Linked DNA regions of Mus musculus: all the other regions are linked to region 3. The links are chromatin loops, found by intact Hi-C in ENCODE. Cell type or tissue: heart. All regions are shown on one strand. Links, peaks and the distances in the headings refer to the core of each region. The heading gives the core; the rest is flanking DNA.

Evidence for each region. Peaks named below come from ENCODE experiments on the same cell type or tissue, not always from the same donor. Only the 100,000 strongest peaks of a DNase experiment are listed, where the experiment ranks them.
Region 1: it touches region 3 in a loop (2.8-fold over the local background); 4 of 42 quality-filtered maps call a loop at or near these places.
Region 2: a loop joins it to region 3, with 2.4 times the contacts of the local background. A loop is called at or near these places in 4 of 42 quality-filtered maps.

Annotation. Positions count from the first base shown.
Region 1 is chr4:105,311,613-105,322,698 of GRCm38, forward strand. It overlaps Gm40217 (a long non-coding RNA gene), which reads right to left and starts at 7,535. Exons shown (of 4, transcript XR_867967.1): 1 at 7,089-7,535; 2 at 3,864-3,973; 3 at 3,273-3,385. In heart, for the core only: a CTCF peak has its summit at 5,467 (motif pointing left); DNase peaks (open chromatin) are centred at 5,099 and 5,419.
Region 2 is chr4:105,652,827-105,663,912 of GRCm38, forward strand. No RefSeq gene overlaps it. Among named protein-coding and RNA genes, the nearest start is that of Gm29922, 190 kb to the right of the region's middle. In heart, for the core only: no CTCF peak of the experiment used is centred there; a DNase peak (open chromatin) is centred at 6,035.
Region 3 is chr4:105,546,124-105,557,209 of GRCm38, forward strand. No RefSeq gene overlaps it. Among named protein-coding and RNA genes, the nearest start is that of Gm40217, 230 kb to the left of the region's middle. In heart, for the core only: a CTCF peak has its summit at 6,354 (motif pointing right); no DNase peak of the experiment used is centred there.

The sequences.
Region 1 (11,086 bases), core at 3,939-6,438, 240 kb before region 3:
GGGCCCAGCTGATCCTGAGATGTAAGTAATTTGTACAAATGGCAACAGCAGGATTCAAACCCAGGTCTATCTGTCTCCAAACCTAAAAACAGTGCCATCCAGACTTCCACCGTTGCTTCAACCTGCGTGTCTAAGTCAATTCCAACAAGTTTTTGCTTCTCATGTTTAAATCAAGGTCCTCCATGTTTTACCTATTCTGAAGCGTTTAGAGTGTCACTATGTAGCCCTGGGTAGACTAGACAAGACTGGCCTGGAACTCACAGAGACACCTCTGCCTCCCAAAGATATGATTAAAGATATGAGCCACCATGGCCAGAAATTCTGAAGGATCGAAGTGAAGCAAAAACGTAGACAGAAAAAAGTCACTGGGTTTATAGTCAACATGTACCTCCGTCTGCCAAAATCCCAGCCACCTCCTCTCTGGGATTTTACTTTTGTTCTTTTAGCATCTTAATACATTATCGATTGATTGATTGGGTGGTTGGTTGATTGATTGTGGAGGCATGTGTGCAGTGAGCTGTGGCATTCATGTGGCGGTTAAAGGACAACTTGAGGTGTCAGTTCTCTCCTTCCACCATGTATATTCCAGAGACCACACTCCGGTTGTCAGTGACTCTGCCCACTGAACCATCTCGCGGGCCCTATAAAGGTCAAAGTTATAAGGCAGCCTTTCTCAGTACCTTTTTCCTCAATTGCCTGTTTAATAGCTTTAGTTTATCATTGCCTCCCACTAGCTTGCAAGCGTCTTAAGAGCACAGATAGTTTCTTAGAACTGTAATAGTCTCAGTACTTAGTTGGGGGATAATAAACATTAATTAGATTTTGGCTGCATGATTGAAAAGTGCAGGATTGCATGAATCACAATGATGGCTCTGTTTGATTTGCTATTAAGTGCTTATTGAGATGGCGCTTAATATATGAGTGTTATCTCACTCCAACTTTGTTTTGTTTATTTTGACAATTGAACCCAGAGTCCTACACACGCTAAGCACATGCCCTGCACATGCTAAGCACATGCCCTGCACATGGTAAGCACACGCCCTGCCCTTCAGCCACATGCACAGCCATGCACATTGCCCCTTTCTGTAACAGCGTTCTTTCTCCTTTCATCCTGTGAGATCATGAAGACTCCGAGTGCCTCCCCTCTCGCCCCCCGGGAGACAAGAGCCTGTGTGACTCAACAGAGTGCTCCTTAGCCGATCCCTCCAGGTCCCTTGGCACAGATTATATTCTCCTTCCATCCTGCTTTAATCACCAGAGCCCCCAGTCCTCATCAAGCTCCCCGCCCTGTCTCAAACCAGTGCTTAAATGACACCAGTCTCTCAGAAGAAACAATGTAATTTTTCTGACCCTGGCTCACTCCTGCCTTTACAAATGTGAGATACTCAACAGGATCTTAGCAAGCTGTATCAGAAGACAGAACTGTACAACAAAGGCTGTGGACAATTGTGTTCCCATTTCCCTGCCTTTTTTTTTTTTTTTTTTTTTTTTGTGCTTTGTGGAATTGCTCTCCCAAAATATTCCCAATGCTTTATTTACTTAGACTTCAGGTTTATTTTGGGCTGAACTTTCCTGGAGCTGCGTCTTAGGATGTGCTTCGTATCCTGCTGCATTGCCATGTGACTTCAGCTCATCCAGGGAGGACCCGGGGCCCAGAGGATGTCAACCTCCTCTCTGTGCAGCCGAGACAGAGATGACCAACTCAACAGCTCAGCTGGAAATGTGTCCCAGAGGAAAGCCTTTGTGTCCTAGTCACCAAAACTATGCACAATAGCAGACACAAACCTTGTCAACTTTATCAGTTCTGTGTGCCAGGGACTCTGACGTGGCACAGTTTCCAGTGTCTTAGTGATCTGTGACTATAAGTAACTCAGACACTGAAAGACTCAAGTGGCCAGCCAGTGCTGGGAATTTTCTCATGTCAGGAAATTTTGGTGGTGAGGCATGCTAGACGCTTAGCAACTGGAGCACTGCGGGGAAGAAAGTCAGCCAGGCAGGAAGGGAGTGTGGGAACAGACAGGAAGATGACATGCGGCATGCTTTCGTGCTGGACAGCTCTATGTGGAGTCCCTCCTCCTCATAGCCTCAGTTTCCTAACTGGCAAACAGAGGTGATGAGAGCAGGGCACACAGCATGGGCTCTGGGTGCCAAGTCTCATGCCCTTCCCAACCCGTGTCTAGGGGAGGTGAACTGAGGCTTACCCAGTCTGTGCTGGGTCTACTTTGTGGATCTGAGGATGTTAGTGAACCATCAAAGCTGGGACTTGGAGTTCAAGGACTCTAAGGATATTGGAAAAGGACCACTCAGAGTTAGCAGCTCATTCAAGCATTCTGGATTCACACTGGGTCATAGTGTAATGTAGTGTAATGAAGTGCTGGGGGTCTCCAGAAGAACCCAGGGTATACCCGTGAGTCCATTACTGAACTAGCAAGTTTACAACTCCTAAGGTGCTATTTGCACTTTTTCTTTTTGGCAGTGGGTAGGGAAGCAGGGGATGGGGAGAAAGGGGTAGAATGGGGGAGAAGAAGGGGCAGTCAAAAGCAATCAAAGATAAAACCACTGTTTTATTTTGAATCAAAGTTGTGATCCTGTCCTGGAGAGATAGTTTAAGGGTGTGTTCTGCTCTACCGAGAGCCCCAGCTTGGCTCCCAGCACCCATGTAGGGCCATCCCAACCATCTGTAACTACAATTCAAGGTGATCTGGTACCCTCTACTGGACTCTGTGGGCACCTGTAGTCACGTGAGCACAAACCCACATGCACACAGAAATTTTATGTATTATTTTAAAAAAATCCTTAAAAAAATGTACTGGTAGAAAAATGTCTCTAGACGGAACACTTCATATGCTATCACTGCCTTTCAACTCCTGAACTGTGCAACAATCTCTGTGACAAAATAGCTATGACCTGGAAAGTGTCCTTTGAAGGACAGTGGCAGTCTGATGACAAAAGCTGAGCAGAGTGTTTGAGGTGGGAGCTGAACTACATGACTTTATCTGAGTGCCATTTTCCCTTGGCTTGGAAATGGCTTGGAGTGGCTTGGAGCTAGCTACAACACTGTGCTTATTGATCCTTGGGTAGTTGGCGGGGGGGGGGGCAGCGGGGGAGGGAGGCGGGAGAGAAGGAGGGAGGGAGGGAGGGAGGAAGGGAGGGAGGGAGGGAGGGAGAGGAGAGTCTTCTGAAGGCTCCTATGTGAAAGGTTTGGTCCCCAGCCTATGCACTATTGGAAGGCAATGGTACCCTCAAGAGGTGGGACTTAGCAGGGGTCTTACCGTCACTGGACACACTTGACAAGGATATAAGATCACAAGCCCTCTTCTCCCCCTCTTTTCTCAGCTGGGGTACATGTCTCGTCCCACCATGATAATGTGGCCTCTCCACAGACCTAAAGATAATGGAACTCTTAGATCGTAAACTAAAACTTGCAAGATTTTGTGTCCAAATAATCATTTTGTTACTGCCTAATGATTTATAGCAAATTTTCACTATAGTGATGGAAAATTACCATAAAAGACCAAAACGGGGTTGGATGCTTTTCTCCAGCTTTTTTATAAGATTGCCAATGCCCTCTAAAGGCTTAGCTGCTTAATGCTGAAGCATCCGGAGGCTAAGTTTCAACACGAACTTTGGAAGGGACACAAACATGCAAACCACAGCTATCAGTTTCAGATTCCACTCTGCAGCAAGCTTTTAAGAAACCAGCACTTGTCACATTTTGGTGGACTATCCAAGGGGAATATTTGCACGTAGGAGTAGTCCACTCACACCCCTCCCTTTCCTATTCCGGTTCTGTGTGAGGCCAAACTTTTTCACACAGTTCAACCAAATAACAAATCCCTATGGACAGAATTAACATGAGATACCAGAATCTGTTTTGCTTGCTGGTTAGTCGGATCCTGGGCAGGGGATATATAGACTTCAGTGGTAGAGCACTTGCTCAAAATGTGCAAGGCTCTGAGTTCAATCTGTATTACTATAAGAAAGAAAAAGAAAAAATAGTCAGATGTTGAAGATATCTGTAAACACGTGAGACGATGCAATCTTTCTTAAGAATTTTTATGTAGTTTTTAAATGTATAACTATCATTTAGATTGACATGTAATAGATTAGTCATGTATAATTTAATTAATATATAATCTTTCTAAATTATAATTTATAATATAGTAAGCATTACTAGATACGACACATTCTTTGGAATAATCAGGCTTTGTTTCATTATGTTTTAAATTTATTACATGCATGTACGTATGTATGTTTGTATGCATGTATGTACGTTCCTCAAAGCATGTGTGGAGGCCAGAAGACAAATTACAGGTCTTGGTTTTCTCCTTCTACTTGTGGGTCCTGGGGACAAACTCAGGTCATGCGGCTGGGTGACAAGCACCTTTACTCCCCGACCGTCTTGAAATCTCACTTTTAAAAAAGGTTCGTTTTTATTTTATGCGTATGACACTTTTCCTGCATATATGTAAGTGCACTTTGTGTGTGCCTGACACTCGTGGAGGTCTCAAGTTGCCACCAGATGCCCTGGACCTGGAGTTAGGGATGGTGTGAAGACATAAAGATTCTGGGAACTGAACTCTACTCCTCTGCAAGAGCAGCACAGGCCCTCAACCACGGAGCCACCTGCCTCTCCAGCTCCATGCTTTTTCCATGCTTTTTGTGTCCCAGTCGCATGTAGCCTAGGCTGGCTTTGAATTCACCATATGCCTAAGGCTAGCCTTAGGCTTCCAGCCTTACCTCCAAGTGCTGGAATTGCGGGTGTGCACCACCACATTGGGCTTTTAGGTTATTTTGAAGAGCACAAAATTTCATTCCAAATATAGTTTTGGTTATTTACAGCTTGTGCTTAGACAAATTACCTTTTCTGTGCTCCACTTCCTTCACTTGTTAAACAGAGATTATTTTACTCAAGCTCTTGAGACAGGTTATGAAGACCAAATGGAGATTCATGTCTATGAAGTGTTGAGAACAGCTGCTGGCCTCTTGCAAGCCTGTATTGGTCGTACAGTGCATTGGTTATAATAATACAGCAGAATCACGTGATGACCTGCTTCCTCCAGGCTGAGAGGCTGCCAAAGCCGGGCCTCCGTGTGTTTCCTCTCTGGTTTCTAACACTTCACGAAATATTTACTAGGCAGTCAGAAAATTTGGTAAATGAGTTAGAAGCTGGGAAAAGGCACAGCAACTTCTAGCTGGGTTTCTGATAGAGAATCAGATTTATGGATGAGGAGGTCTAATTCCAAAGACTGAGTCTGTAAGGTGGGGCGGAGTGTGACAGAGGTGTGGAAGCTGCGGGCAGGAAGTGGTTTGAGGTATGTGGGGAGAGAGAGGAGAGCCCTGGGTGGTTGCGGTAAGTTTTAATGGGGGGTGTGTTCCATCAACCCTGTGATACCCATTATCTAATGGGGTGGTGCGACAGGCTGCGTGGGCACAAGGGTAGAGACCGGCTCCACCTACCGGTGGGGTTGGGTAACACAACTGGCCTTTTTTACCTTGACTTGTAGTGGGGGATGTCTGTCTGTCTCTTTAGATCTGATCTAAAGTTACTAAGATAGGGGTGTTTAACACAAGTCTCTGATAGTTGTTTTCACTGTTGGATATTGAAACTAGGGGCACTGTGTATGCTTGGAAGTGCTCTACCACTGAGCCACACCCCCAGCTCCTCTACAGATTTTTCAGATCTACATTCTACACGAATAGGGTCGCATTCAGCCGTCACACGTGTAGACTCTCACGCCGAAGTGATTTTGAACATGTAGGAAGGAAAGAGAAAGCATTATTCAGGGTGTGCTCTGGGCCACGCTGCGGTTATGCTTCACCCTGTAAGTGCCCCAACCACCTTGTAAGAAAAGGAATTTCTCAATCCAGGCTTGGGCATATGTAGTGTCTAAAGGATCGGTGGCCTAACTGGGATTTGAATTCACATCTGGGCAAATATCACACAGGCTACCCTTGGAAAAACAAACTATTCTATTTGTTATTATTTACATAATGTACACTTAGTGTGCACAAATGAGAAGCATTTTTTATTAGATATTTTCTTTATTTACATTTCAAATGTTATCCCCTTCCCTAGTTCCCCTCAGAAAATTCTCTATCTCCTCCCCCTCCGCCTGCTCCCCAACCTACCCACTCCTGCTTCTTGGCCCTAGCATTCCCCTATACTGGGGCATAGAGCCTTCACAGGACCAAGGGCCTCTCCTCCCATTGATGGCTGACTAGGCCATCCTCTGCTACATATGCAGCTAGAGCCATGAGACCCACCATGTGTTTTCTTTGATTGGTGGTTTAGTTCCAAGAAGCTCTGGAGGTACTGGTTAGTTCATATTGTTGTTCCTCCTATGGGGCTGCAAACCCCTTTAGCTCTTTGGGTACTTTCTCTAGCTCTTTCGTTGGGGACCCTGTGCTCTGTCCAATGGATGGCTGTGAGCATCCACTTCTGTATTTGCCAGGAGAAACTTTTTTAAAAAAAGACAAAAACACCCCCCCCCCAAAAAAAAACTGAGGAGCAGGTGAAAAGGGAAAGGTACCCATACATTCACCCACTCAGACACAAGACCATGCTAACAATGTCTGGCCTTTTGCAGCATCTCCTTCAGAATTTTCTAGGCATAGTTTTGCAGCCAACATTCTTGTCCAACAATGTATCAGGAATCGTTTTTTGTTATATGAACCATACTGTTTATTTACCAATCTTATCTTTTAAATATTTAGTTTACATGTAGCTTTTCACTAATATAAAAAAATTACAATAAACATTTTTGAGGTTTGATCTTTGAGTATGGCTTATTTCCTTAGGAGAAAATCCTGCAAAAATTGGATTGATGATAAAATGCAGTTTAACTCTAAAGACATTTCAGATTAATGTATTGTCAAACCGTCACCCCCCGCCAGGGATGCTGCAAATTACTTTTTAAATGCCAGAGTTGAACCCAAGCACACAGCAGGCAAATGCTCTACCACTGAGCAACATCCCCAAGCCAAGTTATAACATTTTAAATTCTTACCAGCAGTGCAAATAATCCTGATTTTGTATCCCTGCCAACCTGTTTATTGTTATTAAATCCATGCACTTTATATTTTACCTTCTTATTTCTTGGATCCAGTTCATGTAATGGACTGTGCTGACATATGGAAACTCATGACCTGTTAGTTCTCCAAGGTGACCATCTGCATTTCTGGTCTGAGATGGGCTGGAAACCTGGCCAGTGGGCCTTGTAGGTCTGCGTTTGACTAGGCAGTGGGTACTTATCCACAGGTTTTGGTTAGAATGGCCCAACAGAGGGCCATTTCTTAGGCTATACCTGACGAAGTGTCTTCCAGGGACTGGGCTGAGAAGGTTAGTCAGAAAGCTGGTGCCAGCAAGCCCACCAGCAGTTGTCCTGTCTTCTGTGGTAGTAGCTCCAGGAAGAATTGTGAGAGAAACAGAGTTGAAATGTCAAAAAAAAAAAGCACTTGTAGTGAGTCATGTTTGATTCAAAGATCTGAAGCAGTTCAGCTGCCAGAGTCTCCTGGTTTGATGCATCTCCCCTGCTGAACTCTTCATAATGGACTTTAGACTTAAAACAGCTTTGTGAGTAGGCGTACTTAGCAGAGGGACTCAGGGGTAGACTATGCACATAAGATTGAAGGGCTCTCAGAAGCTAACTCACTAGCGTGTGAACCAAGGTTGCAGGGACTCTTTCACAAGCACACACTTGATCTTTCCCTGAAAGTAGATGGACCTACTGAAACCAAGAGGTAGACTATATGGTAAGCGTGGAATAATGCAAATGAAGAAAGAAGGATAGAAAGAACATTTAATGACACTGGCATTAGACATCTCAACCACCATATGTTAGGGACAGTTCTATAAGTTGGCTGGATATACTACTAGGTATTAAGTGATATCTTCTATATGCCTAGTGCATCCGGGTTGGGACTTGTGACCTGTTCTTCAAAAGACCATGATTAGCCAACTCATGGGTAGGAAGAATCATCTCTCTCTAGAAATACCAACAGCCAATTGAAAAAATACAGGTTTCTCTGCCTGGGAGTCCCTCTCTGTTCCCCCAAGATTTGCCTCTGCTCTAATCCACTGATCTGAAAGGGCAGGTGGAATGCAGCCGTGGCACTTTGGAGTTATTTCTGATGTCTTCTTTTTGTCTCTTAGCATTCCCACTCAGCCAGCTGAGAGCTTTTGGGGTGGAGCTGAGAGTCTAGGCTTAACAAGATTGAAAGCCTAATTCAAGAAGAGCTGGAGACAGGGCAGGATGCTGAAGTACTTCTGATAGAGCACCATGTACCCTGTGTTGAAGCTGGGAGCACCACTGGGTGGCCCAGAATCTCAACTGACTCTTTCTCCAAATTCTAGCTGCTTATTATCAGGGCTTCTCCATATCCTATATCCAAATATAAATAAAGTGTGAGAAGGTCACATTTCCAGAACTAGAAGGCTTTTGTGGTAGTAGACTGACAAGGAGTGAAGCTGAGCCCTGTCCACGATTTCCTGTCTGCTGGATGGTCTCTCGTCTGTGAATTTCTTATGCATCATCTACCTGGTTTATGAAATACCTGCAGGCAGCTAACTTTCAAAACAATAAGATGACATACATTTCCAGCAAGCCATGTGGTAAAGAGAAACTAGGAAAGAAGGAAAATAGCCATGGGCATGCCAGGAAAGCATTTCAAACATGCTATCAGTCTTCACACTAGCACAAGTTTTTCTAGCCATCAAGAACAGATGTGTTGGGCTGGAGAGATGGTTCAGCTGTTAAGAGCAAGCACTGACTGCTCTTCCAGAGGTCCTGAGTTCAATTCCCAGCAACAACATGGTAGCTCACAAATGTCTGTCATGGGATCTGATGTCCTCTTCTGGTGTGTCTAAAGACAGCTACAGTATACTCATATTAAAAACAACAACAACAACAACAACCAAAACCAAAACCAGATGTGTTGTGTGAAAACTCCTCTTCCAAACCCACTCCACGTAACTATTCTTCCCTAAGCTGACTCTCTTCATTATTGAAGTCATAAAACTCCATCCTCCAAAACTTGAGGTTACTAGAGGTAGAGACTGGAGTATATGATTGTTTTATGTTGGAAGCTTGAGACTTCCAGGGTTGCTTGGGAATCAGAGATAGCTGGGTTCCACCCATGATCTATATGGAAGCTGTAAGATCTTGGAAAGTTGTGAAGCTTCAAGACCTCAGTAAGTTGTTGAGAAGATTCAAGGGAGAATTGTGGCTTTTATGGGAGAGGAACCTGGGGGCCAGGAAAGGTGTAATCTATCTGGTCTTTTACTTGTTAAACATCTGACAGATCTATTATCTGCTCAAGTATATAGACTCGTGGCAAAGAAGGCTTAGAAGAAATAATGACTTGCCAAATACCCATAGTCTTGCAAATGCCTGATAACTTTTTCTCTTGCTGACTTGATTCTTTGACTCCACACACCATTCAACTTGTTGCTGGAGATGTTTGCTTTCATAAGGAGTCAAGTAAAAGGAGATGTCATCTGGTGACGAAGGCAAGCAATTACCTGTATGTCCACAGGCTAGATCTGACCTTTGCTTCCTGGGTCCTCTCTGGGTGGTGTTGAGCCCAGATGCCTTACTGCAGTGAACCTTGAGATGAATTTGCAGCCAAAGTCTAAGGGGATGCAGCTGAGGACCCAGCATTGCTGAGCAGCAGAGGGTCCCTCATTCTTGGAAGAAATCCTGGAACCCTTTCTATGGAACCTTCTGGAAGGGAGGGAAGTGGAAGGGAAGCCAGACTGCAGGAGAGTGTATTGTGGAACAGGGGGAAGACCTGTGTGTATGTGTGTGTGTGTGTGTGTGTGTGTGTGTGTGTGTGTGTGTGTGTGTGCAACAGTGTGAGAAACCCTGTGTGATATGGGTAGGTTTGGTGCTAGGGTGGCCTCTAGGGCAAGTGAAGTTCCTTCGGAAATAGATACACATTCGAGCTCAGGATCTCTCGGGGCTGGTGAGTGTGTGGGTTCAAATTAGGGAGGTATTAAGGCTTTGGGTTCTCAATAGCTGCTAGCTATTTTCCACTTGCATGGAATACAGGCTGGATTTTCAGGAATGCTGTCTGGTACTGTGTCCTGGCACACGGTGCCAGGGGTACTGAAAGCCTGATTTGAATATAGGAAGACCTAGGAAGGAGCTGATGGAACAGGTTTTGTGAAGTGGCATACATTTAAACCAGCTACCTTGAAACTTCTAAAAGCTTTTTTTTTTTTTTTTTTTTTTTTTTTTTTTGTCTTCATGGTGCAGAGGTTTCCAGCTATGCACCTTAGTAAAGGCCATTTGTGAATCTTCATTTTATCTGAAGTGAGGATGGGTGGAGCTCACTTTGACCCACAGTTTGTATCTTCTTTGAGACAACCAGGCTTTTCAGCTTTGATGACTCTCTTTGCCTCTTGCTATCAAGGCCCCTGAATATCCCCAAGTCTCTGTGACAGACTGATCTTTACACAATTTCTCCTTGTAGTGATGAGGGGCAAACTCAGGCCTTTGTGTATGCCAGGCAACCATGTTACCGCTGGGCTACGCACTAGCTCTTCATCTTATTCTAAAAAGGGGGCATCATTACTTAGGGGTTACCACAAAGATTAATGTTCCCTGTGGTTCAGATATTTACATGAGAGTTCTTTAGACTTAGGTGGCTGGTGTGCTCTGGGTTCTATGGAAGCAAACTGAAACCTAACTCAGTCTCTAATGGCTGGCTGGGCTTCTGCTACACTGTCTTGATTTTCCTTCTGTGAGACTCAAATAAAGTGATTATTTGAAATTTAATAAAATTGTTCTTCATTCTGCCTTTTTATTTACTCTCTTAATCTCTCTCTCTCCTCTCGCTAACGGAACCCCTAGAGCTGGGAACCTGGGGCTTTCTGCTTCGTGAACTGCTGCCTCCTCAAGTCCCTCATGTCCCTCTGTGCAGGGAGGAGGAAGAGATGGCTCAGTTGGTGAAGGGCTTGCCATTTTGAGGACTGGAGCTTGGATCTTCATGAAAAGTCAGGTGTAGCGCATACTTGTCATCTCAGCACTGGGAAGACAGTATACACACAGATCCAACACACTATGGGAAGGGGAAGCCCGCT
Region 2 (11,086 bases), core at 4,558-7,057, 110 kb after region 3:
CTACATTTTGTGCACATATGCACCACAGTATAATTCTACAAAACCCCCATAGGCAAAATGCGAACCACAATGCTTACCTGGTAACACAAGTGATTTATTGTCTATACTATAAAGAAGAAATGAGAAGGAATTACTTTCCATACCAGCTTATGTTCTATCATTTGTGCCTACTGGTGATCTGGATCCATGTAAAGAAAGTCTATCACCCTTGAGACAGCAGAAGAAGGAGAGGTGGTCACATCTCTCCCTAGCCAGACTGATACAGTTCCTACCTCACAAGATCCCCCTTCCTCCACTCATTTCTGTTACCATAACACCTCATTGCTCTTTTTCACAGAGCCTTACAACACTGTGATTCTTATATGTTTACTGTTTATCTCTCAGAAATCAACAGGTCTGATTTGTTTAAAACTCAGCTATATATATTTTGAATCAGATCATGACCTCCCTGGGACCTTAGAAACTCAAATTTTATATCCCCAAATGTAGGAGCATTTTTAATCAAAAGGAAGAAAAATAATTACTACCCACTTATATAATGGAAGCCGAGGAGCCAGAGTGGGCTGTGGGCTAGTACTAATTTAATTTTACATTTAAAATTCCATGAATTATTAATATTGTATTAAATACCAGCTTTGACATATTTATAAATCAGGATTCAAATATATGTTCTGTTCAATTTTTAACATATGAACTATACTAACACTACATACATACACACAGACAGACAGACATCACACAGAGATAAATCCATTTCTGTTTTCTAATGAAATGAAAGGAAAGAAAGAGCTATCCAAAGACTCAGCCTTGCTTTCACTGTGATAAGCTTTGCCAGATCTTCCTTGATTATTGGCGGTGTGTATGTGGAAAGTGGTTCACGAAGCTTCTTTTCCCTTAGAGATCATGGTAACATATAAAAAAATCAGTTTCGTAACAAATCTCCAGAGCATTGGATCAAGCATATATGTTACAGTTTGAATGCTGATGTTGCTCTGAATCAGTGTGTTGGTACATAATACTCAATGTTGATGGAATGAAGAAGTTTGTTCTTTGGGAGGTGATCAAATGCATTTTAAGAACTCATTTTTTTTCCCATGACTGAGTTCTGAGAGCCTTTATAAAATGCCCTTGCTGGCTCCGCCATTATGTGGGGGCAGCAAGAAGGAACAATCTTTGAAGCAGAGAGCAAGAACTAGATCCTGAACCTATCAGCATCTTCACCTTCGATTTCACAGATTTGAGAGCCATGAGCAATACATTCCCACTGCTTATAAATTACCCTGTAGAAGGTACTTCATTGCAGCAACCCAAAGGAGCTGAGATGATGTATATGCTTGTATACTTATGTGTTTGCATAGGTATGTGTTTTGGTACATAGAAACCAGCATCTATACTCACTACACACATGTTCTACAGGAAAAGTTGTGGTCATGAAGTCAATGGCCTAAAGTTCCTAAAGATGTAAAGTCCACCTATTCTGTTTTAGATTTGAGGGTGCTAAAGTCAAGAGAGACTTTTTGGATAGGAGACAGCCTCTTAGTGCCCAGACTTCAATTCTCATGAAAGTCCTTGACTTTGAGTTAAAAGGTCTTCATAGGACCTGGGCTGTCTTCTGTAAGTGTGTCATCTGTCTGGCTGGGAACTGGGTCTACATGTCCAACCTGGACACTCTTAAAAGACGTGGAGAGACTCTGTTTCTTGCATCCCATCAGTAAGAGGGTTCTTTTCACACCTCATGCACTCAGGAGACTTTTCCCCATGGTCCCCTCTGAGCCTCATTGTTAGTACAACAGGAAATTGGAAAGGCTCATGCCAAGATTGCTGTGCTCAAATTATAAAGCCAGATAGCTGCTAATACAGAGTGTCTGTGCTGAGAGGAGAGGAAATGAGAGATGAGGGATAGGGAAGGAGGGAAAGAGGAAGAGGAGAGGGAAGAGAGAAAGAATGAGAGGGGAAGGTGAAGATAGAGAGTTCTAAAGGAAGTGAGGAAATAAGCTAAGAAAAAGTTCATTTAAAATTAATTCATAAAATAATTAATAAAAATACTTAACTAATTTAAAATAAGTTCATTTTAAGATAGTATATGAGTTACATTACTAGAATGTTCATCGTAGATGTTTATGGAAGAGGGTAGGGTCAGAGGAAAGTTTAGAACTAGAAACAGGAAGCAGATAGGCAGAACAGGAGGTTGGACCATGACAGGACCAGAAGCAGATTCTGTATGCTCGGACTGAGGGGACATAATGGAGATGGAGTTTTACACTGTCCTGGCAGTGAGAAGGGCAGGGAAATCTGAGGAAAGCAAAGGTTGCAAGCCTTCCCTGGGCAAGGCTTTGTGAGTGGAGGTGGTGTTAGTGTGGGAAGGTGGGTCTCCTTTAAAGCAGTGGTTCTCTGCATATGTAGCAGAGGATTCCCTAGTTGGCCTGGGAAGAGAGGCCCCTTGGTCTTGCAAACTTTATATGCCCCAGTACAGGGGAATACCAGGACCAAGAAGTGGGAGTGGATGGGTAGGGGAGCAGGGCAGGGGGCGGGCGGTATAGGGAACTTTTGGGATAGCATTGGAAATGTAAATAAAGAAAATATTGAATAATAAAGCAGTGGTTCTCAACCTGTGGGTCATGACCTTCTTGGGGTTGAACAACCCTTTCACAGAGCTCACCTTAGACCATTGGAAAACAAAAATATTTGCATTACAATTCATAACAGTAGCAAAATTATAGTTATGAAGTAGCAATGAAAAATGTTATGGTTGGGGGTCACAACATGAGGAACTGCATTAAAGGGTTGCAAAATTAGGAAGGTTGAGACCCACTGTTTTAAAGGGTAGCTCAGAGAGCATCTTGGAAATGGTTGAGCCTGAAGAAGCTCAGAAGTCATTGCAGAATGAATTTTATCCTCTGAAACATGTAGGGTGAAGACTTAAGCTTGGATGTGACTGTAGTAGAGACAGAGTCTTCAGAAAACAATTAAGTCAAAATGGGTCATTGGACTTGACACCTAATCAGATAGGGCCACTGGCCTTAAAGAGACAGCCTCCCCCTCCTCCTCATTTCTCTCCCTCTCCCTCTCCTTCTCCTTCTCCCTTTCACCTGTGCCCTGTGACTCCCATCTTCACTGAAGTTTTTACAGAGAGAAATGGCACACGTTGAACCTGTATCTTCTGACTTGATCCTGTGCTGTCTTCAACCAACAAAGCTGCTCTCAGAAGAAGTTCATATTCAGGGTTACTGCTTGTCAGAATTTATTTGAAAAAACCAAAAACAATGCTTTTTTTTTTCTTCAGTGCTCCGTGTGATCATAGCCAGGAATTTTTGGCAAAGATTTTTATCATCACAGTGTGTTCTGTCTACTAATGGGCCAAGGGGCCAGTGGAACACAACACCCATCCACAGAGCATGGGGTGGGAGGGAGGAATGAGAGGAGGAGTGAGCAAAGGTCTTTGGAAACTGGGACGCCACGTGAGCCATTGGAAGTTAACACTAAACAGAGAGGACTGTCAAAGTCCTGGCACTGACAAGAAATCTAATACTGGAGCTTCAAGGCAGAGCAACTTAGAAGTTCAGGGCAAGAAAAATAAAAAATGACATCTGATACAGGGAAATGTCTTTGACCTGGACAATAAAATGAAATTAGCCTGCAGTGTATGTAGAGGATGGGGGCCTTTAAAGAAAGAGAGTTTTGGCAACGCTAAGTGACTTAGCTTTATGTAATGGAAAAACTTAACTACATTCTGGTGCAAATACTGTAAGCTCTGAGTCTAGGGTGACAGTTTCAAAATGCCTTTATTAAATACCCGTTCATTGAGGCAGTGGCCAGTTTCACCAAGTGTCCTCATGTAGACATTTCCTCCTGTCACTTGTCCTTCCTCCCTAGAGTCACTTCCTAAATTAATTTTGTCTCTGGTCCCATTCTGGGGATCTCTGATTAAGGTAGCTGCCTACAAAGTGGTCCCAGGTCGTGTTGGTTGGATGGTGTTTCTGAGTGTTCATTTCTAGACCAGTGGTCCTCAACCTTCCTACTGCTGCGACCCTTTAATACAGTTCCTCACGCTGTGGTGATTCCCCCCACACACCATAGAATTATTTTCGTTGCTACTTCATAACTGTAATTTTGCTACTGTTATGATTGTTACATAGTATTTTTGGAGATAGAGGGTTGCTAAAAAGGTCACGGTCCCCAGGTTGAGAAAACCATGTTCTGGACTCTTATCGTCAACATCCTAACTTCCAATTTGGAGCATACTTCTATCAAGAGACACTGGAAGATTTCCACTAAGCTTCAAACTGTGTTTCCATTTTGTCACAAGCACCCTTTATCATTCACCAACAGACAAAGACCTCAGTTTATCCTGATGAGGATAACGGACTCTGGATATGTAGAGGCACCAGGCTTGTTGCTATAGAGTGGAAACAAGGCACAATATACCAGAAACCTAGGGGATTCACCAAAGTGATCCTTGATACTTCCATGCATGGTCACAATAGTCACAAGGCAAGAGTCACCAAGGTTTATGCATTAAAGGCAACAAGCTCTCCTATCCCTCTAGGATGAGGTCCACCAAGAATGCACCCATGTATTGGCTAGGTATGAGGAAATCGTTAGAGATGTTGGAGATGGAAGTGTGGATTTTGGCCGTGGGAGTTCTGGTAAGATGAAGGGTTGCTTTTCTTCAATGGGATGAGCTCCTTTTGTTGAGTTCCTCTGTGCACTTCCTTGGCTGTATGCCACTCTTTCTTCTAGAAGTCACTTGGAAGTGAAGTACCTACACATGAGCTTCTGCTTCTGCACATGTGGGGAATCTATGTAGAGGAAAGTACAGCTGGGTATGCTCTCAGTTGCGCTGAGTAATCATTTTTGCAATGACACTTCAAAGTAGTAATATGTTGTTAGATTTCTATTCTGACACAACCTTTTAGTGAGGACCCTTGAAATTTTCCCACTACTATATGCCAAGGTGAGTGATCAATTCCCAGTCTTCCATATGAGTTGTGAATATTTTTGTCCTTTTGTTACTTTTAAATTATTTTTTAATTATATCTTATATTTAAAATAGACTTTATACATCTTAATATATGTAGAAATATAATTTGTATATAATATATAAATTTATTTTATATATTTATATGTATATAATATGTACATAAATATATAAACTTACGATATATTACATGCATATTTTATAAATATATTTATGTACTTTAATAACATATGTTATATATCTTGTATTTAAACATTTTAGTACAGGAACAGTTAAGAATATAAAACTAAATGTACTAAAATAAGAGACACTAGTTCACCAGAATTTTAATCATGTTGAAAGTTATCTAAAGTAGAATATTGAGTAAAAATGTATTGATACTACAACATGAAAAACAGAACATATGGTATATAAGAATGACTACAATTATAAAAATTACTGACAAGATGGGAGATGCTGCTAGTATTATAGCTGGGAGCTAGAGGGCAGAAATATATTTACGCTTTTATCTAATACTTAAAATAATGTAAAAACAGATATAAAAAGAATATAAAAACACAAGTAAGTTAAATGTACAGTTTCTGGTATTGAAAACCTGATGTAATTGAAATTTCATTGTGCTTGTCTTTTCTACCCAGTTGGGAACATACAGGGCTTTGTTCTTTCATTTGGGAAAAGTCACACTTTATTAATAATAACAACTTACTCTCTCAGGAGATCTGGGAGCAAAGGCACCCGGCTTTGGAATGCTGGGCCCTGCCCCTGCCTTCAAGACGTCTGAGAACGTTTCCTTGGAAGTTCCAGGATCAGTGAGTTTGCCTCCTTTCAATGGTTTCCTCAAACACATGTAACTTACTAAAGCTTAAAGACTTACATTTGTAAAAGCCATTAGTGTCGATTAATGCAGACAAATGATTGAGATTGGGACACTGGGAGGTGCAGCTCCACACCTTGCACCATTTATAGGCAGGAAATGAGGAACAATTAGGTTAGTGAGGCTAAAAGGCACCCACCCCCCAGCCCTGCCTGCATGAGGTCAGATTCAGGAAGGTTCCATGGGAGTGTAATGGGAGAAGGGGCGGGGCTGAGTAGGCAGATGGGATCAACAGGCAACAGTGATGGCCAAAGCAGATTTCTCTGCAAGTTATTTCATATCCCACATCACTGACAATAATAAGGACGAGTTTGGTTTTTTGTGGCCCTCTATGTATGCTTTTAGCTGTCTTGGGAAAACACCCATTCATCTTTATATAATTATTTTAATTTTTATTTGTTATTATCATCATTATTATTGTATGTTATATGATGTGTGTGTGTGAGTGTGTGTGTTCATGCCACAATTTATATGTGGAGGTTAGAAGACAATTTTACATAGATAGTTTGGTTTTCTCTTTCCACTTTTATGTAGGTTCCAGGAATCAAACTCAGGTCATCAGAAGTGTACAACAAGTACTTCATCCTCTGAGCCCCTTTGATTCCCCCAATTCCTCAGCAAGAAATATTTTCTGAGCACATAGTTGGTTCAAGGAATCTAATGTTAAATGGGTGTGTAGTTGTTTTCTCATGGAAGTCAATTTAGCCAGTTTTAAAGTTATGAGGCAGTGAATGGAGCCTATGGGACCCATGGAAAGCTACCAAAACCCAGTCTTGGGTGTGATAGAATTGGAAGTGAAGTCTAAGATAAGACAGGATAGATAAGTGAAAATGCCCATTCAAAAGATGAGAGAACTCATTTAGAATCGAAGCACCTAGACATATCACCAAGGAATAAAGAAGACATCAATTCTAGCTCTTAGGAGAAAATAACACAATGGAATTTTCTTTTAGTAAGAACAAGGAACAGCCCACTTAAATGCTTTTCTTAAACTTTTTGTTTCAATGTTTATGGAAAGGAACCTTATTTTTTAATCTTTTATTTAAATGCCCCGGAAATAGATGATTTTTAATTCTCTCAATAAAGTTCAACCAACTATACACAATCAGACAACTTCAGGGACATTTACTAAGCTATAGAGTGACTTTTTCTATTGTTGTGAGAAAGCACTATGACCAAGGAAACTCATAGAAAGAAGGGTTTGTCTGAACTTATGATTCTTGGGGAATAAGAGTTCTTATCACAGCACCAAGGAGCAGGCTGGAGCAGGATACTGGGGCCAACATCTTGAACTGTGATCAGGAAGCAGAGAATAAACCGAGAACAGTTTAAAGTTTTGAAATCTCAAAACCCACTTCTGGTAACATACTTCCTCCACCAAGGCCACACCCCCTAAGTCTTCCAAAACAATGCCATCAATCAAAGACCAAGTATTCAAATGCCAGAGTCTATGATATTTAATTATGTATCATGCAAACCACCATAGGACACATACTTAATCTGCAAGCTTCAAGGACTCACAGTCTGGTGAAGAGATTTAAGACCATATGCAAAGCAGAAATTCTCAAATTGTGTTCTCCAAGATAAAAATAAGACACTTCTTCAGATTTAATATAGTATTTAAGTATAATGAGGTTATTGTACTAGCCCTACAAAGTATACATATTTGAATAGTATCTTACTTCATGAGGCAAGGGCAGGGCCATCCTTAGCAACAAACTTCAGGTAACACAGCATCACATCCTACAGCTCCATTGTGAATTCTGTTTTGACTGCAATGCTTCATTAGAAGGGCACACTATCCCTGCTGTAAGTTTTCTTTCCTCCTTTAATGAGCTCTGTTAGATCCAACATTATATCCATCAATCATTTAATATGAATGACCTCTTAGTTTGATACTTAATATTATATCTGAAAGGGAAAACTTGATAATACTTCGATGCATATGTCAGATTAGATACCTGTTTAAAGCAGTCTTATCAAGGGTGGAACACAACAATTATTAATTCCAAAGTATGGAACAATGATGAAATATTTGGATGCATATAAAGCCACTGAGAACCCAAGTACTGATGATGCAGCATTACCCCCTTTATATGGAACAACCTTTTAGTTAGCATCCATCAATCTTGGCTAGGTAGCATTTGGCACTAGATGATTTGATTATCCATGAGAACATGAGAAGCTGGAGATCATGTGTGTGTGTGTGTGTGTGTGTGTGTGTGTTCACAATAAGTAGTTTTCAACGTACACTATATGAAGCAATCACCATCTTCAGATTGGATCTTCTACAAGCCAAAAGTTTATAATTGTGGTCTTCATAGCACTAACTAAATTAAAGTTGCTGAGCCCATTCCCAAGAAAGTCATGCATAGAGCTCATTTAATCCCTGCAAGAAATCTTTGGAAGCCAAGATGACAATGGCGCTGGTTTCACAAATGACAATGAGATACAGAGACAATAAGGAATTTTTCCTAAGTAGCCAAGTGACAGAGCCAGTGTGGCTCAACAAATGTACAAATATTTGTTTTCCTATAGATGCTCTTCTGCTTAAAATGGATTACATCTCAATAAACCCACACAAGTAGATAATATAAATAAGACTGTATGCAAGTTACTGAACACCAAAGATTAGCTGTATTATATAATAGAAAGTGCTGGTAGCTCATCTTAATGATGGTGTGACCTACTGAAGCCAAGGTTCATTGCAGCTGCCCAGCATCACAAAAACATCTCATACCACATATATCTAGCTAAGGAGAAGATAAATATTCAAATGTCAAAGTGCAGATTATACTAAATACATCATTCTCACACCATTGTAAAACTAAAATCTATTGCTTTGAACTGTAAGTCAGGGACCATTGAAGGTCATAAAGGAGAGTGAGCTAGAGGGGCAGAGATCAGTAAAAATGATTTTGAGGAAGTGACCTTTGATCTGGGTTTTGGAAAAATAAGAAAGCCTTAGACAAAAGGATTTGAAATTAGAGGGTCACAGATAAAGTGGGGGGAGGGGAGCACGGGTGGTAATGAACTGAGATGAAATCTAACAGTGCCCCAGAATAGAAATATAGCTCACTTTTCTGGAGCCAAGGCGTAATATGTGTGGAAGGTGGAAGTATAGAAAATTCTTTAGACCACAATCCAGACACAACCAACAGGTAGTAGTGTGGTTTATCTCTGATGAGGCCAGAAAAAGCCTGTGTTTGCATTCTCTCTGCGCTGTAAAGAAAAATACAGGGGACAGCTGGCAAGCACACAGGCGAGAGGGAAGGAGCTTAATTTCCTGTCCTATCAACATTCACTGACTTGCAGAGAAGGAATTCCAGTTGGAAATTCCAGATGTTCTCATATAAAAGCAGGGGTTGAGGAGATGTATGTAATCATACGGTGCCTATAAAACAAGTTGAAAATTGGAAGCTCTGGAGGTATAGAATCAAAAGGAGCATTTGAAATCAATTGGCCCGAAGGAACCCTGCACATCTCTCCCAGCTCTTCTGAAGGGTTCTTACCCCCCAAAACAAACAACAACAACAAAAACAAAATAAAACAAAACAAAACCAACCAACAAATCAACAACCAACCAACCAACCAACCAAACAAACAAACAAACAAAAACCCTTACTACTACATCCAAAGCACAAAGGCAGCATTCTCTAATAAGAAAAGGGCTTTCCTCATTGTTCCTTCTGCAGACCACTCATCATACTCACTAAACAATTTGCTTTCCCACTTTCGTCTCCATACCCATACAATAGATATTACTTGTTATTTCAATTATATTATAGTTGATGTATAATTTCGTAAGATGTAGATATAGAAATGTGAGTAGCCTTAGAAGTGTAAACCCCTCATCCATTCTCTCTGGAGTATAATTTCACTGTGGCTTGTTGCTTTATTTAGTTTTTCTGGGATCTGACCATCGCCTCGGTCCATTCTCCTTTAAGCCACATCCTAATCTCTTCTTCCTTCCAATACGTCCTGTGAAAGTCCACCCAAATACAGTAAGGTTAGACGTGCAAACAGGCAGCATGGACTGGGTGAGAAGGACAATGGGTTTGAGTGGGGAATCAATCCTCAATGTCAGTTGTAATTACCAATCGTGGAATGAGTGGCCTCGGGCACATCACTTCACCTATTTGAGTCTCAACATCACCGTGTGGAAACAAAAGAGAGAAAGAATGAGATGAGATGGTACTGTCGTCTTGGCATATGGTACGTACATCTTGAATGATGGGAAAGAAAAGGAGAAAGCCACCCAATTCTTGGCTGCTATGGGATGACGAAAGCAATGGGTACTACAAGGATGGGCTCTCTGCGGCTTTAGCAGGTAAAGCTTGAGCATTGGTTTGTAATCTTGTTAATAAAATGGCATGAGCCAGCCAGGGGCTCCTTGATGCAAAGAAGAACTCTTGCTTTGTTTGCCACCACATCTCCCACTTCCCATGTCTGCCATATCTGCATCTTCACTACAGGAAACACTGCTCTTCTGCATCTGCCTTTGTTCCTTTACTATACCGCTGGGCTGAAAGGCAAGCCTTACTTTGACAGTGTCAGTTCCTGTATTCTCCCATATCACCCGCCTTAGTGCTGTGCATTAGTATGCTCTCCCAAGGGGCTTAACCCACTTAGAGAGTAGATAAAGAAACTGCTTAGAGTTTGAAAAAACACACACACACACATACACACACACACACACACACACACACACGGGAGGGCATCATTCTAATCCAGGGTTACCATTTCAGAAACAGATGGACAAACTGTACAAGAGCTCTGTGAGCCATTTGGAAAGGATAGATAAGTTATGGTGCATAAAATTTGAGTCATATTTCTTTTTTTCTAAATTTATTTTATTTTTCATTTTTTTACACTCCATATTCCATTCTTTGCTCCCCATCTACCCTCCATATGCTTCACATTCCACCCCTCCTCCCCACCCTTCCTGTCTCTACGTGGATGCCCCCAACCCCCACCCCACCTGACCTCTGAACTCCCTGGGGCCTCCAGTTTCTTGAGGGTTAGGTGTATCATCTCTGAATGAACACAGACCTGGAAGTCCTCTACTGTATGTGTGTTGGGGCCTCATATCAGCTGGTGTATGCTGTCTATTTGATGGTCCAGTGTTTGAAAGATCTCAGGGGTCCAGATTAATTAAGACTGTTGGTCCTGTTACAGAATCACCCTTCTCCTCAGCTTCTTTCAGCCTTCCCTAATTCAACAACAGGGGCCAG
Region 3 (11,086 bases), core at 4,886-7,385:
GCACTACCTACTGCTCCTATCAAGCTGTACTTAAAAGTATGCACTTTCAATGATAGAAATCAAATACCAATGATGTCTGCTCACTCTTCAGATCCAGTCTTCATCTTTTGTGCCCCAAGAGGGTGGATTCAAGAGCCTGTGTTTTATCCTGTGGTGTTCAGCCAATGCAAATGGCTGGCAACTTAGTGATTGACTGAAAGATTGGCTTCTCTACATACATCCCTCACTGCTCTGTGGAGCTTGCTTTTCCTGCTTCCTACTCTCTGAGCACCTGTGTCCCATGACTGTTCTAGCTGCTGCTCCAGTTTGTCCCTCTTTTGCTTCTCAAAGCAGTAATGGCTCTTTCAAATGCTGCTTGTATATAACTGTTTTATTGTTACTGTTGTATAGATGTTTCCCAATTTTATTTATTTATTTTCAGAATTATAAGATAATTGGTTTTTTTGTGTTTTATTACTTCTTTGAGAATTTCATACATTGTAGTTTGGTCACATTCACCTTTTGCTATCTCCTCCCAGATCTATCGTCTGTTACACACACACACATACAACTTTGTGTTCTTATTTATTTATTTATTTATTTATTCAAAGCTAATTAAAACATTGTTTGGGGGGCAGTTTCTACACTACTGTCTAGTTCTTATTTATTAATGTATTCAATGCAGCCACCGACTCTAATTGGTGCTGCCCATCTATTCCTGTGTGTGGTACACAGACTCTATCCTATTTTTCACCTTAAATAGTCCATTAATCATTTTAATTGCTTGGGCATCATAATCATTCTTTTAAATTACTGGATAGTGTTCCTTTGAGACTTATTTAAGATTTTTCTCCATTACAATTGACTCTTTTCCACATTTTGGATGCACTTATAACACATTCCAGGAAGTATAATCTTTGGCATAGTAAGTGGCATATTTGGGTATGACCTCATACGTGGATTATTATACTGATTAGGCCAGAAATCTAATTCTCAAGGAATCAAGTTAAAGGAAATGAATAGTTTGTGACTCTCACTCTTATTCCCAAATTTCAAAATCAGGAATTTTATTTCAAAAGATAATCAGTTGTTGTACTGGCTTGTTTTGTGTCAACTTGACACAGCTGGAGTTATCACAGAGAAAGGAGCTTCAGTTGAGGAAATGCCTCCATGAGATCCAACTGTAAGGCATTTTCTCAATTAGAGATCAAGGGGGAAAGGCCCCTTGTGGGTGGGACCATCTCTGGGCTGGTAGTCTTGGTTCTATAAGAGAGCAGGCTGAGCAAGCCAGGAGCAAGCCAGTAAAGAACATCCCTCCATGGCCTCTGCATCAGCTCCTGCTTCCTGACCTGCTTAAGTTCAAGTCCTGACTTCCTTGGTGATGAACAGCAGTATGGAAGTGTAAGCCGAATAAACCCTTTCCTCCCCAACTTGCTTCTTGGTCATGATGTTTGTGCAGGAATAGAAACCCTAACTAAAACAGTCGTATTCTTTAAAGAACATATTTTAAATATGTACAGTTATTTTCCCATTCTTGTTCCATATAGTTTTTACTTCCTATTTACTTTCCTATCCATTCCATCAACTTTTTTTGGATTCAGTGCTGACCTTGCTTTTATAGCTAAGACATCATTATTACATTAACTTTCACAGAATATTGGCTATTCTAAAGTGTTAGGCAACATTAGTGCATATTTAACTGACAATTAATATGTCAGTCTTGCTATTTTCTATTAGTTCATTGAGAATTTCATGCAGCATGCTTTTATCATCTCCACACTCCCTCCCCAAGATCTATAAAGATCAAGGCCAATTTGAGATGCCCAAATATTCTTCAGTTTGTGGCTTTCCACTGGAGTGTGGTCAAATCATTAGGATATATTCTTCTAGCTGGGACACCTTGTCTGGCCTCAGAGGGAGAGGAGGCTGCATCTAGCCTGGAAGAGACTTGATGTGCCAGGGAGAGGCAATACCCTGAGGGGCTCCTACCTGCTCAGAGAAGAGGGGAAGGGGAACTGGGGGAAGGGTTTTGGGAGAGGGTAGCCAGAAGGGGGCCAATGAGTAGAATGTAAAGTGAATAAGTAAAATAAAAAATAAGTTCCCTTGGTCATGGTGTGTCTTCACAACAATGAAACGCTAAGACAACACTGTATACTTTAGGTATACAATATGAACAAATCAAGCTGATTTCCTCACAAGTCTCAGGGATCACTGCCTAAGAATGGGTGGAGAGGATAGAAGAGATAGTTTGATGGTGAACTACAAGAAAGTGCCTTTTCTGGTCCCAGAAGTCCAGTTACATATACGAAATCACAGCAGTATGCTTGTTATTGTCAACATCTTGTGTCCTGTGGGATCTTTAAAATTAATTTTTCATTTTAAAATATTACATGGTCATTATACTTATCTTCCTTAAGTGAGATTTTTCTTTATAATTATTGAAGAAATTGTATCACCAGGTACCTGAAGCTGTGATCCTCCTGGCTCAGCCTCTTGGATACTGGAATTAGAGGCTTATGCCACACTATTCAGCAGGGATCTGAGTTTTTAGTGGCCCCTTAATTTTTGATCTTGACTGTGAGGGGTGTGTTCTTGCTTTCATTCGACTTGTGTTCTTAGCATGGTCCAGCCCTGGGAAGCCACCAGGATATCTGATTGTTTCTTGGGATGCTTTATTTTACCATACTTTACATATGGAGAGCTTTGGAAAAGGTGCCGACTGGCACAGCTCACTCCCCTCTTTGTATAAGCACACATTCCCATGCTCTCTGCTGCCTACTGCCTGCGTGAAGCACTTCTGAGGTGGAGGTTTTGGTGACCGTGCCTTAGAACTCTTTGTTTGATTACCACTTTATTATGATTGCCTTCCCGTCTCCAAATACTATCTAAATATTATGACGAGAAGTAAAAAATAAAACAAAAATATGGACAGATGAAAGAGGAAAACCCACCACCCATTCTTCTTTCTCCGGGAACAAGAGAACAAAACAGTTCTGGGTTTGCATAATTGACAGCAACTGTACACACACACTAGCACGATAAGAGACCAATGTCTACTGTCTCCACAAGGCCTGGATACCTGTGCTAGCTTTGCTTGTACCCAAGGCAAAGTATATGGAAGCCGAAGGGAACTAGGTTCCTTGGCTGAGACAAGAGGATGTTTTTCCTTTGAATTATTCAATGATGCTGAGCCTGTGGAGTTAACGCTTTTGTCTTTTTGGTTTCCACACACTGCCTTTGTAGGTTTCATCTCATAGGTAGGAAATGGAACTTTCCGAAAGTTGGCCCGTGTGTGTGAGATCCTTCAAGTCTGTTGCAATCTCGGGTTATCCATATATGTGAATGTGTGTATCCTCAGTTTATAGATGGATTTGTAGATTAGGGCCAATCATGAAGTTAAACATGGGATCTCCGGTCTTCAACTACCAAGATGTTTCTAGGAGAGTAGATAAAGAAGACTCTTCAAAGGATGGGCTTAAAACAAGCCAGAAAGTCTACAATAGGTGCTTAGCACCTCTGTAAGGTCTGGATGCAAGGCACATAGGTCAACACTGTGGATGTGACATCAGAAGTCCTGGTTTCCAAATGAAATTCTGGTTATCCCTTTGACTTTGGGCTGGTCCCTTGTACTCTCTGAGCTTAAGATATTTCTCCTATGATGGAGACAGAGATGAAATCATTCATTCTCCATTAGGGTATGTTGGTATTTGGGAGCATTTCTTCTGTCAGAGTGGTCATAGGTAGCTACATGAAACATAGGTAACAGAGGAGAACAGCCTGGATATGAACTGCTTCCCTGTGAATATCGCTAAGCTAGGCTGTGGTGCTGGGAGCTCTTATCACCTCCTCTTCCACGAGAGTCCTTGAACAGTGAACACCTTCCATGCACAGTCCTGGGGACATGTTTGTGTGTGAACGTGATGTGCAGGCATTGAACTGAATTCAAAAGAATGTTTCAGGTTTGCTCTTGGCAGAGTCCTCTTTTCCCTGTTCTCTAATGAAGGACTGGAAGGCCAAGGGAGGCCTCGCATGGCTCTTCTTGGCTGTTGTCTCCTTCTTTAAACAATGGCTGGATGCATTCTGAGGAAACAAGAGGAAACATATGGATTGAATTTCCCCTAAGCACACTGCAGCTAAGAGAGGGTTGGAGGCTGTCAGGAGAGGGAGTGGCGTGTGTGTGTGTGTGTGTGTGTGTGTGTGTGTGTGTGTGTGTAAGCTTTGGCACAGCAGGCCAGGAAATCTAGTGAAACCAGAGTATCAAGCGAAGCGGGCAGGAGGGTCCATTAGCAATGGCCAGGTGTACTTTACACTAGCCACACTGGAGCAGGCCTTTACAGAAGGTCTGTGGCATCTAAGATATGTATGATAGGATGTGAAGAAGAGACAGTTATTGCATTATGCAGAGGAGTGCACGATTTTGCATCCTCAAGGGTCTGAATGTCAAGGGATCCTTCCTGAGGAAGTTGGGTCTAACTCTGTCCTGTACCTCCTGCAGTGGGACTGACAGTTTGGGACTCAAGTAGGTTTAATCAAAACAGAATTAAACAATGTGAGTGAGTCCTACTTCTGTTCCAAATTACTCAGGAGAGGTAATGGGACTCTCGATGCCATATGTGCAGATGGCAACCTAGGGGACAAGGAAGGGGAGGGTGGGATTGTGCCTCTGCTGTCATGTGGGCTATGTTTTCTCTCACATGACTGACTCTGCTGTCTCTTTGCTGCCTGGGCTCCCAGCTACATGAGACCTAAGCTTACAAGCTCACAATCTCTTAGGACTGACAAGCCACACAAAGTTCCTCTGTCATAAATGCATGATAATTGAGAAGGACCTGAATATAGTAAGTCCTACAAATTGAGAGTAAATTCCTGACTGTTGGTATGGTTCATTCTGAGTACTCACCATCCATTCCCCCTGGGGAGCCATGAGCCCCCTTCCCGCAACCTTCTTCTAAATGAATCTCTTCAGTCTATGTTTGCCACTAGCAACAGTAAGGGAAGTTCCCACCTCATTCTTGGCCCCCAGATTACCGACCTGGCTTGATATTTTATTGACAATTTTCCATCTCTTCTGGACTGGGTTTTGGATTGGTGCTCCATGGGGGAAGAAATGGTTCTACTGGGCTCAGCCTTCCTTTGTAGCTACTATTCTGTTTTATTCTGGCTTTATGCTCAAGTTTTTGAGCCTAGTTTTCTTCATCTATCACATGCAGGGACTGTATGAAACCAGTGGCTACTACTAGTTTCCACGGGCAGTGGTGATTTTGTTCTTTAGGATCACTCATGCTTGCAAGACTGAATACAGGCATCCAGTGGGCAGGAACCAGAGATGTGGCTGAACACATCCGCAGACTATCTCATCACCAATGAGTTCATCAGTTTTGACGTGCCCTATTGTTGCTTCTTTGTACAGTCTGTTCTTTCTCATTCAGAAAGACTTGATGGGTTTTCCTCAAAACATCTGCATAGTATTTATCTCTTTGTAATTACTGATGAGCTACTTCAAAGGGCAGAAAGTAGGTGAACTTAGGAATGAAATGATCGAGTAGATGTATGTAGAACGAAATGATCATAATAGCAGAGCCCTACTCAGTTCTGAGTTATCTACTAGTGTATATGGGTAACATGGATTCCATGAGAAGAGATCGCTGGACAAAGGTCCTCAGTAAAACTTTCTTCAATTGGATAGAATGTTTAATCTAATGCCTGACTTCTGTACTGAAAGAAGTTTACTCAACAGCTTCACTGATGAACTAGAGATGCCAAGAAATATTTGATAGCAGAACTAACGTTTCTCCTTGTCTTTCTTGATGCCCAGAACGGTACCTGGCATGTATTAGACAATCAGTATATAGATTTCACTGATTTGAAAATCAATTTTATTTAGCTATTGTAAGAGTTAAGGTTCTAAAACAGGTATGAGGACAACTAAACTTTCTGTCTACAGTAAGATTAAACCATAGCCAAGATGCCCAAGGTATTAAAAAGAATGCCAGACAACATCCCTTAAATTTTAATCTTGGCAGCTAGTTCGCATCTGTCTTCCCCTTTCCAGGATATCCCTCTTTATTGTACTGTCCAAATCATGGAACTCTTAAAATATGCAGTTGGCTTAACACTGAGCAAGCCGTTTCCTTTCTTTTTGATAAATATTCCAGATTTTGAAAGAACACCTCTAAGAACCGATTTTACAATGAGATTTAAGAAAGGATGTCTATAAAAAGTAAATGTTTTTAATGTCCCTTGGATGACTTAGGAGCCTATGTTTTTTTTTGAAAAGCCTTGGTGAACACAGACCCTGGGAAATATCTTAAATACAATGGTTACAGGTACTTCAAGTGGCATCAGAAATGTGAAGAGTTCACTTGCTATAGTACCTCCCGCACACCAGAGGGCACTGTGCAGATTGTAATTATTTTTTCTTCATAGAGACTAAAGGTTGAACAATGGGATTGGCAGTCTTCCCCCACAAGGATCTGATAGTGTATCAACCTCTACACACCATCTAACATCTGTTGCAAAGCATTCAATTCTGTTATAGTAGGAAACAGCTGTAGATTCTATATGCTGACATGACTGTGTTTTAATAAAACTTTATTTATAGACACTGGACTATGAATTGTACACAGGTGTCACAAACAGTAGTGTTACTTTTAACATTTAAAAATTTAAAAAACATTTTCTGTTCACAGGTTTTAAAAAGTAAGCAGGACAGGGGGATATGTGAAATATAGTTTACTGATCCCAGGACCAGTTAATTATAATAAGAATAATAGTAACAATAGCAATTTACTACTATGTGGTAAGTACTATATACTTTTTATAATCTATTTTTCAAGTGATAAACGAAGACTTAGAATGTTCATTTGGGGAGTGGTACAAAGTTAGTAAATAGATGAGCTGAAATTTGATTACCTAATCTGCTGATCTCAAGCTCTGGCTCCCTTGTCAATGGCCTAGTCTCTCATCAAAAGCATGCAGTTTCATACTAATCTGTTATTGAATGACTCATGGTTAAGATCTGCAAGCTTGAGGACCGGGCATATGTCTCAATGGGTAAAAGTATTTGCTATACAAGTCTGATGTCTGGGTTTGATTCCTAGAATTCACATGGGAAAAGTTGAGAAGTGACTCCTACAATTTGTTCTATGTGCTCACCATGGCAAGTTCATACCTGTTCTCTCTCTCTCTCTCTCTCTCTCTCTCTCTCTCTCTCTCTCTCTCTCTCTCACACACACACATACACACGCATACACACACGCACATGCACACATGTGCAAACACACACATGCACCATATATCCACATAGTAATAATTAATATAAATTAAGTTAATAAAAATAAGAAAGACTTCCAGGCTTGGTAAAGAGAACACTGCTAAGAATTAAGAGACTTGAGTCTTGGCCTTACACATGCCAATAACTCTGTTCTTCAATGATCTTGTGTGTGTGGGGGGTGTTCTTTAATTTTCTGAGTCTAGTTTCCCTATCTATCACATGCAGGGACTGTATGAAACCAGTGGTCACCACTAGTTTCCTTGGGCAGTGGTGATTTTCTTCTTTAGGATCACTCATGCCTGCAGGACTGAGTACAGGCATCCAGTGGGCAGAAACCAGAGATGTGGCTGATCATCCCACAGTGTGTCCAACAGCCACACGTGGTGGATAATTCTGTCAACTTGACAGCTCACTAGTGAGATCTACCTTTAGATATGTCTGCCAGAACCTTTCCAGAGAGGATTAGCTAAGCAGTCAAACACTGCTCCCAGGCCCCTCTTCATGTGGGCAGCAGCACCCCACAAGCTGATGCTAGCATCTTAGGCTGTACACAAAGGGAGAACAAGAAAGCCTGCTGAATGCCAGCACTGCCTCCCTTCATCCTTTCCCACTGGAATGTAAGAAACCCAGCTGTCTCCTGCTGCTGCCACCAAGGATCAGATAGGATCACCTCCATACCTTCCCTGCCTTGATGGATCAGAATTCTTCAAACTGTAAGCCCAAATAAATCTTTCCTCTCTAAGTGGTTTCTTGTTAAGTGTTTGGTCACCTAACAAAAGCTCACCCCCTAACCAAGAACTGTTGTAAAACAACACTAGTGTTCATGTTGTGAAACCAAGACTTGGTCCTTCCACTTCCAGAAATCTGAGTCTTTAGAATTGTTTTTCCAGAAATTTATCTAAAATTCAAATGACTTCTTGTTTCTGAATCACACGTTCCTCCTTTGTGAAACAAAACAAAACAAACAAACAAAAAAAAAAACTAAACAGCGTAACCCTGAAGATTCTTTTGGCTTTAAAAGTATCAAGCCTGTGATTAACAGGGGAGTAGTGAAAATAAATGCTATGGTTTTAAATCTAAGATAATGCAAGTCATTTTACATTTTTGTCTGATTAAAACCAGTGCTGAGCAAGTCCTTAATCCCCACAGGAGAAGTTTGCAAACTTGAAGCCTGTCGTGAACTGAACCCAGTCTACAGATTCTTTTATTTATTGTTATTATTTTTATGGCCAATAGTGTATGTTAAAATTTTGTGAATTAGGGGCCAACAATGAAAGATGGAGTATATCCAGTAAAAATACAGACTTTCAACCTTCCTTCCTTCCTTCCTTCCTTCCTTCCTTCCTTCCTTCCTTCCTTCCTTCCTTTCTTTCTTTCTTTCTTTCTTTCTTTCTTTCTTTCTTTCTTTTGCCGGAAGACCTATAAACTCTGGCCTTCATTTTTGCATGACAGTGGTTAGGTCAAACTAAGAAAAGCTGTCTTCTAAATTCCCAGATCACCAGAGATCTTGCCTCACAGGTTTGGATCCCACCTGATTACTTTTCATTTGTTTCTATCACCTACCTGAGTGACCCCTCTACCAAGAGATTTACTATTTGTATTCTACAATCAACAGTGAGCATGTGGAATACCCAGAAACGCACTCCCTAAGCACTTAGAATTGTGTAATCTCAAAATAAAATAAATGACGTTAAGTGTGTGAGTTGAGTCCAAGCAGCCAAGGGGAGGTCAGAGTAGAGAGAGAAGGCTTTTCGATGCCTGTGTGAAACAAAGTGCTGAGATTTAATGACAGTGTGAGGCAATGGTGTTCTGTGTCTGCCAACTAGCGAATTGTGGTCCCGAGCTAGCTTATTGGGAGTGCAGTGAGCTGATGGGGCACTGGCCAGTCCCATTCTCACTGATGTACATGTACGTCTGAATCATCACACTTGTTTCCTGGAACAACATTTCATGTGCTGCTTTAACGAGGATTTGGACAATAGATTCATGAGATGACTTGGAATAGCTTCCCGTGAGTGAGATTCCAAATCTGGAGCCGTTGATTCTGGAGAACAGATGACTTGGGAGGTAAGGAGGGGCTCCCCCCAGATACTGGCAGCACTGTCTTGAGGGAGAACAGGTAAGCATCATGCCTTCCCACATCTCCTCAGGCTTGCCTTGAGCTCATTGTATAGCCTGATACCCACTGAAATTCTCTAGTCTCCCAGTGTTGGAATATTAGGTGTGTGCCACCATACCTTAACTTAGATGGGAAGCTTGGACTGTTGCCTGGCTGTATCTTACTATTTAGAAAACTGGATCTTCTATGCAGGTCAACATTCCAAGGGGGATGTATAGCTCTGTTGTGTTCGTTAAGAACCCACATATGTGCACATTTAGGCCCAGCTTCCCTTTTTGCTACTGTGAGCTCTTGTTGACGACTTACCTCCTCACAGCGGTACTCTCTTATTTGTAGATAATGGGGGTGTCACTCTTCTGTTATGGTTATTGTAAACACTAAAGAAGACATTTTATGTAAATGTACTTGTCTCTGGGCTTCTCAGCACTATTGACATTTTAGGTTAGGTATCTTACTCTTGTGGGAGGCTGATTTGTGTATTATGGTATGCTCTGTCCTCTTCCACATAGCGGTGACAATAGAAATTATCTACACACTTGCCAAATATCTGTTGGAGACACAATTTCCCTCTCATTGAGAGAAATTAACTTGTTTTTAGCTGACAGCTGGTGCCAAATGCTGGATATGCAAGTGAGGCCATCTGAGACCTGCAGTCAGTCAGTTTCCTGGCAGAATGCACACATATGAATGAGCCTGCCAAAACAAAACAAAACAAAACAAAAAACCAAAAAACAAAACAGAAAAAAAACACCAAAACACCAAAAGAACCATCTGCATAAAACTGTGAATCTTAGATGTCATTTATTATACCACGTTCACATTCGTTCTCCCTTCCTGCTGTCCTGGCCATGTTTCTTCTTCCATTTGCTTCTCCAGTTATTTCTCCATTCTGCTTTCTTATTACATCAATGCCTTTACTCTACTTCCTGACTCTCTTAAGATCTCTTCCTTCTCTCTCATTATCCCCTATCTGGAATCATGACCTAAAACAACACACATATATAAATATACATATATATAAATATATACATATAAATACATACATATATACATATGTCTATAAGTAATACAAATGTAAAGACACACACACACACACACACACACACACACACAACTTTAAGTCTAGGTTCTACCTAATCAGAGAAAAGATGAAGCATTTGTCTTTCTGAGCCTTGTTTATTTCACTTAACACTGTGACTTCTAGTTCTAATCATTTTCCTGCAAATGTCATGACTTTTGTTTTCTTTTTGGCTGCATAAAACTCCATCGTATATATGTATCACACTTTCTTTACACATTACTCTGTTGACTGATATTTCAGTTGGCTCTGGGAACAGTACAACAAGAAAAGATGTGTATTACATCTGTGGTATGTACCTGTAGAGTCCTTCAAGTATATACCCAAGAGTCATAAGGCTGAGTCACATGATAGTTCTGCTTTTCGTTTTTTGATGAATTGCCCCTCTGATTTCTACAGTGGCCACACAGCTGTCTATCTCCAAGTGCAATAAATGCTCATTCCTCTTTCTCTACATCCTCACCAGTGTTTGTTATCTTTTTTCCTTGTGATAGCCATTTGACAGGGAAGAGTGGAAGCATAACACACTTTTAATTGCATTGCTTTGGTGTCCAAGGATGATGAACACATTTCAAAGAATTCGTTTATTATTATAGTTCTTTTGAGAACTATCTACTCAGTTCATTTGTTATAAGAT